Regions from separate parts of the Homo sapiens genome. Here region 2 is linked to region 1. The links are chromatin loops, found by intact Hi-C in ENCODE. Cell type or tissue: endothelial cell of umbilical vein. All regions are shown on one strand.

The links. Hi-C counts contacts between places; a loop is a spot of excess contacts. Peaks named below come from ENCODE experiments on the same cell type or tissue, not always from the same donor. Only the 100,000 strongest peaks of a DNase experiment are listed, where the experiment ranks them.
Region 2: it touches region 1 in a loop (4-fold over the local background); 3 of 110 quality-filtered maps call a loop at or near these places.

What each region holds. Positions count from the first base shown.
Region 1 is chr1:91,281,646-91,284,145 of GRCh38, reverse strand. All of the region lies in intron 30 of HFM1 (helicase for meiosis 1), which reads left to right. Among named protein-coding and RNA genes, the nearest start is that of HFM1, 120 kb to the left of the region's middle. In endothelial cell of umbilical vein, a CTCF peak has its summit at 1,259 (motif pointing left); a DNase peak (open chromatin) is centred at 1,265.
Region 2 is chr1:90,045,161-90,047,660 of GRCh38, reverse strand. No RefSeq gene overlaps it. Among named protein-coding and RNA genes, the nearest start is that of ZNF326, 51 kb to the right of the region's middle. In endothelial cell of umbilical vein, a CTCF peak has its summit at 1,482; no DNase peak of the experiment used is centred here; H3K27me3 peaks cover 317 bases.

The DNA.
Region 1 (2,500 bases):
AGTCTACTTTTCTTTATATTCTTTGGTGTGTATGTGCATTAAGTTGCAAAATCAAGGACTCCAGTTCAGTGTATTCCTTTTCTGCATAAATAAATAACAAAATGATAGTAAAATATTTGACAGAAAAATGAAAAGGAGACTCTCTCATCATTAAAAAAAGTAAAACCATGAATTGCATAAATCTATGATTAGCATAAATGGAGAACTGCAAAAGTGAAAGTAATACTAAAAAAATACTCCAGTAGCTTCTGCACAGACCAAATTATTTGAATTTATAATTAGAAAGTTATGCTAAGTGTGACAGAGATTCTTGCTATTTTTTATTTATTGTCTGGACTTCTTTTTTTAAAGAAGTGACCCTTGCCCCGCCACCTGTTAATGACTCTGTTAAAGTAATTTTAAGTATTTTCTTTCAATACATTTCTATTTGATATTATTAATAAATTTACTTTAAATGCTTGGAACTAGAGACTTTATAACATGTAAATTAATACAATATGTGGCAAAACTATGAAAATATTTGCACCTCAGATTATGACAGTGATGGAATATGGAATCTGCTATCTTTAGAGTATACTTAAGAGTGCAGCTTAGGCTGGGCACAGTGACTCACACCTGTAGTCTCAGCACTTTGGGAGGCCGAAGTGGGTGGATTGCTTGAACTTACAGGTTCGAGACCAGCCTGGGCAACATGGCTGGTCTTTACAAACCCTGTCTCTACAAAAAATACAAAAATTAGCTGGGTGTGGTGGTGCATGCCTGTAGTCCCAGCTACTGAGGGGGCTGAGTTGGGAGGATCACTTGAGCCTGGGAGGCTGAAGTTTCAGTGAGCCGTGATGGTGCCACTGCACTCCTGCCTAGGTGATAGAGCCAGACTTTTTCTCAGAAGAGTACAGCTTAGATTATTTTTTTTCTGAGAACCTTATCTTTCTAATTACCAATATCTGTAAGCTTATATTTGCTAATAAGATAAATTCAGACAATTCTCAGGAGGTAGGGAGGGCGGCAGGGTAAAGGGAGCACTTTTATTTTCAAAGTACCATTCGTAACAAAAATACAGCAAAAAGATTTCGTCAGGTAGTATCCATGTGCTAGTGTTCTATAAACAAACAAACAAAACTTGCATACAGTCCTCATTCCTGACAAGACTTGCCAACTTTGCCTTGAAATTTTTGGGAGCCCTCGGAATCTCTCTAATTAGAGTCCCAGATCCTAGTTGCTGCCACTGGGAGCAAATGTGCTTAGTCATTGTGCACCACCTTGTGGCAGCGTTTAGACATGCATCTTTTTTAGAAGTTCTTTAGTATTTAAGACCCAAAGGCAACTCTTTATTCTTCATTTTAAAACAGCAACTTGCAAAGCTTTTCTTCCAAGTCTTCCCACCTCAAAACAAAGGTTCCTTCTCTAAATAACTTAAATGAATCCTCTGGGAGAGCTAAAGCAACTGGTACAACTAGAGAGAGAATTGTTGATAGATCAGTCTCTGGAATTAGACTACCTTGAATTAGAATCTCAAATTTGCTACTTACTAACAGCATAGTCTTGAGCATCTTACTTAACCTCTGTAAGAATTAATTTTCTCATAGGTGAAATGGAGATATAATAGGAACCTTATAGGCAGACAACCAAGGGTGATGAGACATTTTAGGAAAATGTAGAATGTGTGAAAGTCCAAAATAAGGAAATAGAAAATGGATGAAAGAGCAACAGGATAATTCAGGAATGTAATAAAACCTAATATAAAACTTTAGTAACGTCCGAGAAATTAAAGATTAAATTGCAACCACAAAACTGAATAGGATGCCATTTTAAAATAAAAAGAACCAGAGCAAGCACAGAGAAGCAAAAATTATGTTTGGAAGGAAAACCGGAGGTCTCGAACATAAAGTCAATACCTTCTCAATGAAAGCAAAAAGTCAAGGAGACAGAAAATATAAGAGAAAAGGGGGGCAATTTAAGAACCCAGTATCTAACTTATAAGTGTTCAAGAAAGAACAAACAAATCAGAAGAAATAATTTGAGAAACGTTTTCAGAACTGAAGTGAGACAGAAATCTTCACATTAAAAAGTCTTACTTAATGCTAGTTAGGATGAATGAAAGGTCTACAAATAAAGCTAATTGCAATATTTCAGAACATTGTGGATAAAGACAAAATTGTAAATGCTTACGAGGCACAAAAATTTAAAAATGTAATAGTCTTTTAGTGAGCAATGTTGGATGCTAAAAGTCAATTGATTTAAAATTCCAGGGGGAAGCCAGGCACAGTGGTTTGTGCCTGTAATCTCAGCTACTTGGAAGAATGAGAAGGCAGGAGTGCGTGCGCCCAAGAGTTCGAGGCTGCGGTGAGCTGTGGTCTCACACCTGCACTCCAGCCTGGGTGACAGAGCGAGACCCTGTCTCCAAAACTGTAATAATAAAAAATAAAATTCCAAGGGAAAAATGATTTTCAACCTTATGTTCTATGCCCAGCCAAACTACTAAGTATGAAAGTAATATAAA
Region 2 (2,500 bases), 1.2 Mb after region 1:
CCTTCAAGGATCCGCTTGGTCATTTAACAAACATTTACTGAATACCTATTATATTCAAAGTAGTATTCTAGGTGCTTGAGATAGATCAGTGAACAAAAAAACAAAGATCCCTGCACTCATGGATCTTTTATATTCTAGTAGGAGGATGGGAGAACAGACAATAAACATAATAAATTATATAATGTGTTCAAAAGTGGTAAGTGCTATGGGGGAAAAAGAAAACTAAGGCAGGAAAGAAAAGCTGATGAAACAGAAAAGAGGAAACAGATTACCAGGGGAAAAGTACTATGAACAAAGGCCTGAAAGTTTAAGGGGAATGCCATAATCAAAGAACTGAAGATAGGGTGGTGTGGCCAGAGTCAAAAGCAATATTAAAGATGTATGTGTGTGCAGCCCCTACCTCAGGCCTCATCTCAACTCAACGATTTGCGCTAAGCACCGTTATTTGCACATTGCCCCCACCTTTTTTCTGGAACTCATGACAGTTTGCTTTTTGTTCTTATCCCTATGGATACATGTCTGAAACCTAGAAAGAAAAAGTACAAGAACTAATTTAACAATTTTTAATTTGAAATTCCATGAGATGGAGCTGAAAAGTCTTTGGTGCCTAACAACAATCAAAAAGAATTGTCAAACACCTATACATCGTAGGGAATCAGATGTGAAAATGCACAGTAGATACGGTCCTTGTCCATCAAACAAAGTATGGCAGAAAAGGGAGAAGCAAGCCCCCCACCTCTGCACAGTCCAGCATGGCTCTGCAACAGTAGGACCCACTGCTCAGGGCCCAGCAGTGACATCACCTGGTGGAAGACACCACAGCCAAGCACTAGAAACAGAAAGAAGAAGCCTCGTGCCACTTGCTTCACAGGCAGTCTAGACAGCAGGCAAAGACTGAGAGGTAAAACAACAGAGATGAGAAAGAACTAGAGGTTCTGCAATAGTGAGTTAGGTTTAAAAAAAAAAAAAAGCAATATGAGTTATTATTGTAACCATGGCTTCATTTCCCACCCTTATCCCAGGTTAACCTGTCTTGAGGAAAAGCCGCCAATAGCAGCAAGGACTGTGGACTGTATTCACTACTGTAACTATAATAGCAAATGTATCTTAAAAGTGCTGCTGTGATGAATCTAATTCTCTTTCCTTTAAATACAAACCAAAGTCTTCAGGACAGAGTTAGCCTTCAGGCTAAAAATTCCCCATTGAAATTCTAATCCCAGCTCTTTCATTGAAATAGCATCAATCAGACCAACACCAGTAAATAAGTTCTTTAAGTTCTTAACTCACTTCTTTAAAAGAGGTTTCCATAATCAGTTTGGAGATAGGTTCCCCGAAAGTTAAGCTCCAGATCCATATGCTGTGCCCAAAGACAGCAACTTAGAAATTATTTTCTCCAACTTTAAGAAGGGGATATGGTTTAATTGACAACAACAAAAAAAGATGCAGAAAAATGTGATTTTATGGGCTGAATCCCTTTTGAAAGGTGGGACTCTGCTGCCCCCTGCTTCCCACTATAAAAACTGCTTAGGGCAGAACTGGCAATCACTAAATCATTGAAGAACCAGTCTCTGTCTGTCTGTCTCTCTCTCTCTCTGACACACACACACACACACACACACACACACGCACATATACACATGCACACATACCCCCAAACCAAAATTACTGACAATACTTTAGCTTAGGGTCTCCAAAGACATCCTCTGTTACCCAAACCCCTTTATTATGTAAACACTGGTTACCTAGACACAGTGATAAGGGCCCAGGATGGCTTCAGCAAGCTGAAGGGCACCATAGATCTGTCTTTAGAATCTTCCGTCTGTGCTCTTCCTGGAATACTCCTTGGATTTTGACCATCATTTCCTTGCTGACAGAGAATCTCCAACACTTACCACCCAAACTTTATTCATACTTGAATATCCGAAAAGGCCTTCAAACTCAAATGACCAAAACGAAGCTTAACATTTCTCCTCACAAACCAACAAATATGAGGCTTTCCTTCAGTGAGCTTGATTTATTTTCATGGTACCACTATTCTTCAGTCACTCTAGTTAAAAAATCGTATTCCATCTTTGATATTTTTCCATCTCACTGACCTCCTGCTTCAAATGAATGGCAGGTACTGCCTTCTTCTATGCACATCTTTTAAACCTGTTGCCTCCTCTCCAGCTACCCATGTTTAGGCCTTCCTTGGGGCGTCACCTTTTCTGTCTGGAATGTTACACTAGCCTTCTAACTGCACTCTCCACCTCATACCAGCTTGTCTTCATTCCAATACATCTTAAAATTGCTGGCAGGTTCATCCTCCTGAAGTACAGCTCTGCTCATTTCACCCCATTGTCTCCCTCATGCCTCAGACAAAAATCCAAACCCTCTAGGCTAGCATCCAAGGCTCTCCATGACCTGCCACCCACTGATTCTTCTACTGCATTCAAGTGACCTGCATATAAGGCACATATTGTTCCCTAGAGACAGTGCATGATTTTCTTCTGTGCCTTGC